Regions from separate parts of the Homo sapiens genome. Here region 2 is linked to region 1. A link is a loop called in an ENCODE intact Hi-C map of the cell type or tissue named here. Cell type or tissue: heart right ventricle. All regions are shown on one strand. Links, peaks and the distances in the headings refer to the core of each region. The heading gives the core; the rest is flanking DNA. Region 1 has its middle 95 kb from the start of ISM1-AS1. Region 2 overlaps ISM1 (isthmin 1).

What was found. A loop is a pair of places that touch in the nucleus more often than their neighbours do. Peaks named below come from ENCODE experiments on the same cell type or tissue, not always from the same donor. Only the 100,000 strongest peaks of a DNase experiment are listed, where the experiment ranks them.
Region 2: it touches region 1 in a loop (3-fold over the local background); 2 of 110 quality-filtered maps call a loop at or near these places.

Annotation. Positions count from the first base shown.
Region 1 is chr20:13,332,311-13,337,694 of GRCh38, forward strand. It overlaps a transcript of TASP1 not described here. Among named protein-coding and RNA genes, the nearest start is that of ISM1-AS1, 95 kb to the left of the region's middle. In heart right ventricle, for the core only: no CTCF peak of the experiment used is centred there; no DNase peak of the experiment used is centred there.
Region 2 is chr20:13,271,653-13,277,036 of GRCh38, forward strand. The region is part of intron 2 of ISM1 (isthmin 1); the gene reads left to right. It also overlaps a transcript of TASP1 not described here. Among named protein-coding and RNA genes, the nearest start is that of ISM1-AS1, 35 kb to the left of the region's middle. In heart right ventricle, for the core only: no CTCF peak of the experiment used is centred there; no DNase peak of the experiment used is centred there; H3K27ac peaks cover 2,668 bases.

The sequences.
Region 1 (5,384 bases), core at 184-5,183:
TGAAATATAAAGCTGTTTTCTCTCTTCCACAGTCTCCCTCTTGACTTGTCATCATGTTGTTTATTTGCTATTTAATGTTGCTCTAAGTAAACTTAAATTATAATTTTAAGTTCTTAGCATGAATTTTATCATTCATCTTTATATTGTGCAATGCCAGTTTTAAATGCAAATAAAGAGCTTTTAATGTGTGTGAAGAATCACCAAAATTAAAAAATTTGGATCTATAGCTCATACATGTGTATGTATTTAATTCTTACCAGACCAATGAAAATGCTGCACAAAACTAACTTGACTGTTTTTGTTTTACTTATTCATATACTCAACTTCTACCAACATTCCCTAACTGGGGATTAGTGATGAATAAGGAAGGACTGAAAAGAAAAGAAAATATAGATTATCCTACCTTTTCCACTCTATGTCATTTTCAGCATATGTGGTTGGCTAACATAGGCTATGATAAGGTTTTTTGTTCATTCATGATTCATTCAATGCCATTTTCTTCTTTCTGCATTCAAAGCAAATTCTGGTGTGAACGGAAAGTTTGGCCTTTGGGGCTGTCAGGGCTGTTGCTTGATTTGTATGTTGTGGGTATAACATGCTTCGAGTCTTCCTGAACTCCTGTGCATCGCCAGAATTCCGTGCTCATGGGCCATCATAACACTATACGCAAATGTGCAGCAAAGGAGAGCAGACACACAAATTCACATTTTGTACAGAACTCTTCTGCTTATGTGCATGCTCCGTGGCTCCATCAGACTTCACTTACACAATACAACTTAAAATTATTAACAGCAGAACATCCCACCAAGTGTGGGGCCCTTCTGAGCATGGTCCCTGTGCCACTGCCCATGGATCACATGCCCATGCAGCCAGCCTGGCATGTACGTGGAGAAAGTAACAATAAAGTGATTCTGCACTTTTCATTTGTTTTGTTATTCTACCCACACTTGACTCCCTGGGAAATCTGTGGAATCAAGTGTGACATTTTGAGATCATTAACTACTTGACAGGGGAGGAGAGAGAAATTTAAAGCAAATGTGTCAGAAGTCATACCTGATTAAAGATCAATCCAGAACAAAGATAAAGGCACCTTAGAAATTGCAACATCAGTCAAGAGCAAGATGAGATTTGAGCCCAAATATTTTAGGGAAAGGTCAGTTATGTCAAGGAACACAGAGCTGCTCTCTCCAAAGCATATTTAAATAAAAATATTCACGTTTTTTCCACCTGCCACAAACTCTTTACACTGCCTTCTTTTAAAATGATATAGTTGATGTTTCATACCTAAGCTACGATGTTCAAACTTAAACAGCTTGGTGCCACAATGGGGTTGTTGTTCATGTGAAAAATAATGCCTCGTTGTTCTATCAACAAAAAAGTACATATTATAATGAGTTAAATGTAACATGCCCTTTACACAACATAAAAAGTATTTCTTGCTTCGTTTTTATTACTTTTTTATTTTTGAATCTTTTAAAATGCATCACACACTTACTTTCCTCCTCAACAGTATCCAATTTAGCCTTTCGTTGAAGACTAAAGATTGTCAGGTTAAACATCAATTATGATACTTCCAACTGGATTCAACACGTATTTACTCAGGGAGCACTCACAGGGAGGCATTATGCCAAGAGAAATGGCAATGCTATTCAGTGTTTATGATCCCAACTGGAGAGGAAAGGCAGATGCATAATTTCAAAATTCCTGGCAGAACACAGCAAGTTCCATTATATAAACCTAAACAAGTACCATGGGAACACGTAAGGATGGGGGAGGGAGAGTACATCATGGGAATTTGAGTGGGTCTTGAAGGATAACCTGTGATGGTAAGAAAGGGTGTGCCAAGCTATGGAAGTCACAGGTTTGAGGCAGAAATCCATGGGTGTGAAATAGAGCAGGGTGTTTCACTAGAACCACAGGTCATATATTTGGCAATATATAGAACAGTGAGAGAGAGTGGAACTAATATCTACAAACCACAGGGAGCTGTAGAAGGCTTGGTAAGGGAAGATGGCACCTGAATTACACTTTAATGCAATAATGCATTTTGAAATGTGTAGGACTGTTTGAAACTGTCGTAGTATAGAAACTGTTGTACTATTTAATGTGTTCTTTTAACTGGTTATTCTGTCACCTTTCTCTTTTGGTCTGCCAACTATCTCTTCTTAACGCTATCAAGGTATATGACTCTAGTAGCATCTACATCTAACTTTCTACTAAAATTCTGCTTCTAGTCTACTAAAAGCTTGGATACTAAATAACCAAGATTATTAGTATTATATTTAAATAAGTACACATAGGCTATGAGAAATAGACTGAAATTTACTATTTTTCTAGACTGCTTACTATTTCACTTAGTGAAAAACAAGGATTTGCCTAAGACTAAAGCACATGGGTCTAGTATCCAAAAAAGATTAAAATTTCTAAAGGAAACTTCTGGTTAAAAGTAGAATTGACTGTGACTATTTCTTCTTCCTACCCAAATCTCATTAAAATGACAGTCAAATAATTTTAAGAAACAAATTCATAGACAAGGTCAAAAAGAATGAGAGACCATTTGTCATAAATGTTTTCAACACATTTTTGGAAGGTGAGAAATGGATGGAAGAATGGTAATTACCTTGGCAGAATAAAGCAAAGGGAAAACCAAATGCTTTCAGACAAGCAAGAACAGAGCAGCTTCACTCTGCAGGAGCTCTAAATTGCTCAGTGCTTATAAGCAGTGAGTATTTCAAGAGGAAGATGAGAGCAAGGCCCACTGTGGAAAAAGACATTTGTTGAAAGTCTACCACAGCACAGCTGAGCCCATTAAGTCTCCTCTCTCATTGTGTGCATCCACACAACTCTTTACCAGCTTCCTGGAAGAAAGTTGAAGGTTTATTCTTTGGAGTAAATGTATTTGGGGAGCATGACCAGAGAAGAGCATAGATAAAGCAAAGGTGAAGTAAAAGTCTACTATGGACACCCCCCATTCCCTTCCCTATGCTCCTTCCAGAACTCTCCCCTCACCTATGCACACACACACACACACACACACACACACACACACACAAACACACACCCTGGCAGGAGATTTAGATTTCTCTCCAAATAGTACAAAGAAAAGGCCTATAGATAATGACATTTACTTCCTGATAACCCTATGATGAAGTTTGGAGAAAAGCCCCATCCGTGATTTTAGAGTACCCAATCATAGTGTCTTACTCTTGAATATAAACATACCACCAGCGATCTGCAGAGTCTCCAGCATGAATGAATGAAATCAAAAAGAAAAAAAGAGTAAATGTAGGAATTAATAAAAAATGTTAAAAATAGTATTCATGTTCTCAGATAAGAAAAGATATTGTATCATGCTGTTGTGAGTAATGAACACAGAGGAAAAAAAAAGAGCTCTTGAAAATAAAAAAATATAATTACTGAAATACTTTTAAATGTAATAGAAAGTTGACAAGGTTGAAAAAATGTCCAGAGAGAAGAGGCAAACAGCAAAAGCAAAAAGAAACTAAGGAAAACAAATTAGAGGATCAATCCAACCACCTCCAAGAGAAGTTGGAGGCAGACAGAACAGGGAGACAAACAGAGAGAGGAGAGAAAATTGTCAAAGAACTCATGCAAGAAAATTTTCCCGGAACTAAAAGAATAAATTTCCAAACTGAAAGAGTTCTCTGAGAGTCTAAGACAATAAAAGATGAAAAATTTACACCAAGGTGCATCACTGAGAAATCTCAGAACACAGTTAAAAAGAAGATCTTAAACGCTTCCAGGAAGGAAAAAAACACATTACATAGAAAAGAATACAAATCCAAAAGGCTTCTCAATAACAGTAAGTTTCCAGGGGGCCCAAAGGAGAATGAGTTTCAACCAGGGCTGCTTCCTGGGTGTGCTACCACTGACATCACATAGGGCCCCGCATTCAGAAGGGGGCCTCACACTTGGCTTTAATGGTGTGGCTGCCATTTTGAAATTCTTAATACTTTTATCTTTGAATTTGTTTTGTAAGTAAAGACCAATAGCACAGTAGTGCATGCCCTGAGCAGTCTTGGCTCATGCCCCGTCCTGCCCCCTGCCTCCTCTTATCTCCCAGGGATGGGTTCTTGGCTACCTCCTCCCCTAACGCCACCCAGAGATCACTGCTGCCCTGTGCCCGCAGTGGAAGAATTGAGGTTGGGCCAGCACATCCTACACACTTAGCTGCAAGTCAGGACTCTGATGCCTATGAAGGTCTACACTCACCCCTCAAGTATGCCAGAGCCTGAGGCAGTATAACATTAACTAGGAAATTAGACACATCATGAAAGTTTGAGAGAGACCATCCTAGAAAGGAAAAAGCTTTTTTCCTGTTCTTTGTAAAAAAGACTTTTAAGTATTTATTTTGCATTGGGCTCTACAAATTATGTACCCAGCCCTGATGTCAATGTTTTCTGCCTAAAAAGTGAGATTTTTTTTTTGTATCTCAAAAATCTCAACTATGAGTATCACTAAAGATAAAAAGAGCAGGTACTCCTAACATTGGTTGATGTATAACTACACCAGAATGGTTCCAGTGTGAACCCTGGGCCTCCCAGTTGGGGGATTCCCAGTTTCAATGAGTCTCTTCTGAGCCACACTCTGTCTACTGGATTTGAATGCTGGCATCAGGCATCCAGCCAGCAATGATTTCTGATGAAATAAAACAGTTTCAGATAGGACTAGATGTTTCCAAGGGAATCCATGAGAAGATTTCCAGGTTCGATGTTTTTGATGTATGAATAGAGGCACCAGAATTCAGAGGGATTCTGGGGTTTTGTAACCTCAAGTTAAAGCAAAACCATCTCAAGTGGGGTTTGAGACCCTGAAAATGGCTTCCAGGAACGAGGAGGATTTCCTTCTCTGGGGAATTTTAAGAGGAATATTCTGGCTCACCTGGAAGGACACAGTTTTGACCAGAGGCAACAAGGTGGGGAGACCCAGACAGACTCTCTAAGCCCCTCCCATCTTGTGAGTCTCTGATTTTCAGTTTTTTAGACGCCGAGGTCATTGCCAGCTATGAGAAGAGCCAAGTCTAGACCTTGCCCTTTGAAGTAAGCACTGCTACTTGCTTCACACAGCTCCTCATTCCCAAAGCATTTTATTCTTCCCTGACACCTTCCCCCTCACTGCCACCCCCAAATCTCAGACCTCACTGGATATGGTGACCTGACAACTGCCCTTTACATGGGGATTTGTATGGTAAATTGCCACTAAGAGGCCCCTGATCCACACCTTCCTCACCAATTTATGCTGTCGTGGCTTTCAGACAGAAACTGGGGAATTCACATGTGGCAGGCTTGGCGGTTCATCAGACAGGTTCTATTAACTTGGTCACCAGGTGGTAACCATATTATTTCATGCTTCTTGGTAACTTT
Region 2 (5,384 bases), core at 261-5,260, 61 kb before region 1:
TCCTAATTTTGAATGTTGTTTGTACCTTTCTCTGTTTCCTCCCAAAGATGGTCCCCATGATGGTTGAGAGAGGCTCATCCCCCGGGCAACCCAGCCCCTATCCAACTCTCGTCCTCATATGCCTGCTTCCATATTTTTTTTAAAGATGGCCTCACTCAGTCACCCAGGTTAGAATACAATGGCACGATCATAGCTTACTGCATGCAGCCCCTACCTCCCAGGCTCAAGCGATCCTCCCACCTCAGCCTCCCGAGTAGCTGGAACTTCAAGTGTGTGCCCCCACATCCAGCTCATTTTTTAATTTTTTGTAGAAACAGGGTTTTGCCATATCGCTCAGGCTGGGCTCAAACTCCTGGGCTCAAGCGATCCCCCTGCCTCAGCCTGCCAAAGTGCTGGGATTACAAGTATGAGCCACCACAGCCAGCCCATACTTGTAAGCTTTGCTTCCAATTCTTTCTATTTGTATAGGTGCACCTTTTCTGTACTTTTTCCTCTCTGGACCAAATGCCAATTTGCTTACATAGCAGAAAGTTCCTGAACTTGGACTCAGACCAATTGATCCTTCATTAACTGCCTCTCTCTCCACAGACTAACACCCTCTGCATGATACGGTTTTAGATCAGGTTTCGTTGACCTGAGTTGTTTTGCTCTTAACACCAGCATCATGGGAGCACGCAAATCTCACTGAGAACACTTGGAATACCAACCCCCGCTGTATATAAAATGCTGCATTAGGTTATAGGAAATTGAAAAATGTAAGACCTGTTCCCTCCAATAAATTAGATCTGTGTGAAGATCCCAGCTACCACATAAAACAGTGCTGGAGGGATCATGAAGACAGAGGAGGAAAAGCACTGTGTCCCAAGGGGGTGGATCTCAATAGGTGGAAAGAAGTCGGACAGGCTCTATTGATGGCACAGAGTGACAAATATTTTGGAGGTCACTCTTTGACAACCCATGCACAGAAATCACTACAAGCCCCAGTTAAAATTTCTGGTGAGTCTTGTATTGTTTTAATTGATAAATTGGAAAAACAGGCCTTTGGCTCCAATGGCCCCTCTCCAGGGACTGGCCACGTGGTGTGATAAAGAGCAATGGAACCCTTTGGAATAGGTGCAGATTGGCAAGGAAGGCACTGACTTCATACCGTTGCTCAACCTTGTTTCCTATCATGGCTCATCCATGTGTTTATAGATGTTCTGGTTCCAGAATCAGGCAGTTCTCATCCCAAGGGTGTTTAGGCCATGCCCAAAACAATCTGAAGCCTGCTGTGGCTAGCGCTTTTTCCCAGAGGTGGGAATGTCACTTGGGGCATAATGCTGAGGACTGAGCTATAATATCAGTGTAATTGATTTAAGAATTACTAACGCAAAGTCATAGGAAAATGCCTGGATGCGGGAGAACGGAAGGCTGCCGGGGACTGTTCCTTCATTGGAAAGTTATTGGCTGCTTTGTGCTTGAACCCAATTTCAGACAGAACTTCTTGGGATCCCCTTTCTGTCTTCTAGATAAATCCATCTGTCTGAAAATTCCCATTCCCTACCTAGACCTCACTTGGGTCTTTTTTATTTTATTTTATTTTATTTTATTTTATTTTATTTTGACAAGGTCTTTCTTTGTCACCTATGCTACGGTACAGTTGTGCAATCATGGCTTGTTGAGGCCTTGAACTCCTGGGCTCAAGTGATCCTCCTACCTCAGCCTCCTGAGTAGCTGGGACTACAGGTGTGAGCCACCATGCCTAGCTAATCTTTTTTATTTTTTGAAGAGACCAGGCCTCACTGTGTTGCCCAGGCTGGTCTCAAACTCCTGGCCTCAAGTAATTTTCCTGCCTCAGCCTCTCAAAATGCGGGGATTATAGACATGAGTCACTGCAACTGACCTGTCTTTTAAAAATATTACTTAAATATTAGGGAAAAGCTATAGCGTAAAGGCTGAAAGGCAGTTGGGACTCCCAGAGCTGGGAACCCCAGTTACCCTTTGTACAGCAAAGATCACCGTAACTCCCAAGAATAAAGGTTTACCATAGCTCCAGATGTGAATGTTATTGGCCAAATGGATTAAAAATTAATGCGGCTCCAGCCTAGCTACTGTCAAAGTCAACAAATCAAAAAGAGTAAGCCAACAATACATTTTTGCCTACTGCCCAGTCAAGTTATTCTATTTCTGCTCTATACAATCCCTATCGGTTAATTTTCTGTGAGCAATACAGAGGGGTGGAGGGTGGCCAGCATTTTATTGATCTGATGACGTTTTGGCCCTGAAGAAAATAAAATTGTGGTGCGTTTCTGGCCTTCTGTTTGTGGAAGACCACAAAATGTTAGTATTGGTCACTCAGAAAGATGTTCAAAGAAAGAATAAAACAACTGCTACCCCTGGGAGCCCCCGCCTTCTGTTGGCGTGTAATTGTGTGTGTGTGTGTGTGTATGTGTGCATGTGCATGCACACAAACACACCCACACACCACACAGCACTAGCTGCTGCAGCCCCATGCACCACTGCACTTGTGTAAACCAGTTCCCTGGTGGTCCTTTAAAACATGAGGTGCTTTCTACAAGGAGGTGATGGTTTCCGTGTTGGCAGCCCTCACCCCTTCCTCAGAGCACTGTTCTTTTGTTGAAATCCACTGGTTTGACACAGGGCCGATTCAGCCCAGCAGACAGCCCTGCTGGTCCCTGACGGTCCCTGCCGGCCCCGTCAAAGCATTCCCTCTCCCTGGGTAGCAGAGTGAAGTCAGGTGAGGGGCCCTTCAGTAGGTCAGCTTCCGCTGCCAGGGCTCCTGGCCTCATCTGCCCCTTCCCCTGGCAACCTGCCTTTGCCCCCATCTGGTTCTCCCTAGCTGGAGCCTGGGAGCTGAATGGGAACTTGATACCCGCCTTCCCCTCCGCACCTCCCCACCCCTTCAGGCTCTGGAAGTGTTTCCCACGCTCCAGGGCTAAGGAAACAGCCTGCACCTTTCCAAAGTGACATCGCTAAGCCCATGCAAGAGTCCACGTCCCGCCCCCTCTCCACTCCCCGCCCCCCCCGCGCCCGGCCCCCGGGCCTCTTGACTTTCAGGATAGGAAATCCTTCTAAAAGCCCCAACACCTGCTTCTGCAGAGCATTTTAACTCCCAGAAGTCAGGCAGCCTCGGTCCCAAGTGAATCAGACAATTCTATTTTAAGACTGGCTTCAAGCTGTGGAAGTGAGGAGGGGAAGAAAATGCGCAAAATAGAACAAAAATGGTCTCAGACTACTAAACTGAGTCTCCATATGAAATTTAAAACAATATAAGAGGTTGGGTTTTATCAAAAACAAAAATCATTCAGGAAAGAAAGTAAATCCCCCAGAACAAGTTAGACTTTGGTATCCTTGGCTGGGTTTTCAGTCTGCAGCTGATAGTCAGATATCAGAGACAAAAATCTCTGAAATAAATGCACTGTTAGGCTTACTACATTGGTTCATTACTACACTAGCTATTCACAACCAAAATATTCTCTTTTCTGGATCAAGTTGAGATTAGTATTCATTTCAACCCATATATTTATTTCTTTTCTCCCATTAAGACGGACTTAAAAATAGTCATGTAAAGGCCTTTTTTTCCTTGCACAGACATATTAACATGGCCACAGGCCTCTTGAGCGCCACAAGATACAATCAGATGAGTTGGCCAGGGTTACAGTTGTACGTGCTTCTACTTTTGATTTTGCCTCCTCCTTTTTCTCTAAAATACTTTTAGAGGAATGGCAGGTCTGGCTGGATAAGAATCAAGAAATTTCTCTGCCCAAGACATGGACCCATGCCCCTATAGAGACAAGCCTGTTCGGCTCAGATTCTCATGGGGTACTGCTGCCAATATATGGAGGCAGATTGGCTTGTGTTTGGGATCAGGCACCACCATTTAGTCAGCCAGACTTGACCTCCGTAGCCCCATGCGGGTTACTGGATGTCTTTGTGCCTCAGTTTCCTTGTCTATAAAATTGGAATGACAATACTACATATGAGCAGCTATGTAGTATAATACTATATATAAGTGTGATTATCTGTGAGGATTCAATGAGATCATCCATATGAAGTGCTTAGCACAGGGCCCAGTATAGGATAAGCTTCCTAGAACGGATAGATGCTCGTTGGTGATGATATTGGAGATGAAGATGACAAAGGAAATGTACAAAAAATTAATTGGGAATCAGAAGAACTGGTTCAGAGACCAACACTACATCTTCCTTGCTGTTTACCTCGGGACCTTGAATTCTCCAAGCCAGTTTCCGTCCCTGAAAATTGAGTCTAAGTTGTGTAGAAGGGACAGTAATGCCTAGATTGGCGTGCTGCAAGTCTCAAAGCAGTAACTACAGTTAGCTGGGGTTGCCACCCTTGTTCTTAGAGCATCAGCAGGTGTGAGAAGAGGGAATTAGATATCTTCCTAGTCCATTTTGTGTTCTTTCCATGGCAGTTATCGAGGAAGAAGGGGTAGAATAATCTGGATTTAAAACCCTTGTTGGAGACAGGTCCTTCAATGCTCTGTGCTCCTGAGGAAATCCTTTTCCTCTCTGGAAAATACCTGCCCACTCCCACCAGTTTCCACAGCTCACAAGGCTTAGAGGACCAACAAGCAAGAAGGCTTTCCTGAGTTTGAAGAGCATGGCCTCTGTATTCTCAGTGGCGTTGGTTTATTATCACCTAGACTGAGAATGGTGTGGGTTTCCCTATGGGAAGTGCATTTCCGAGCAAGAATCAAGAGTTTGCTTCTAGTCAATGTATTAATTTTCAAGAGAAGGAAAGCTGATCAAGGTGCATTGGAACTTTTCCTCGTTTCCTAAGACAGAATTATCGAAATGGGCACTTCTTTTGGACTCTCTTTCTTGGAGCTGGGGAGATTGTGCCAGAAATTGAACTTGAGGCTTTTGAAAGAGTTCCCTTTCTTTTATCATCATGACTTGAGTGTGAAAAAGTCCAGAAGAAAAAAATATACTAAGACACTTCAATTATGTGTGTTAAGGATGAGAAAGGACGGTAAGATCTAGAGACTTTGTCAGTTTGGAAATCTGTGCTCACTCCACACCTACAGTTCATCACATTGATCATTGTTCAAGACATCTTTATCAACGGATTCTTTGATGCTAAAAAGCATGTAAATAGAATGAGAGCAATAGGAAACATAAAACGAGCCCTCGCCATTGGAGAAGTCATTGATCACACTCATTAAGTCTTTTTAATTGGATGCCTATGAAACCTCAGGCTCAAGATTAGATTTCTTCTTTTGATATCAGCATGAGGTTTTCACTTTGTTAACTGTAGGGAAGGGTGCGGTGGATCCTAAGATTTGTTGTTTTGTGTTTTGTTTTTGTTTTAGTTCAGTTGAGGCAGTGGCTAGCAATTAAGGGGAAAAATAAACCTCTAAGTGT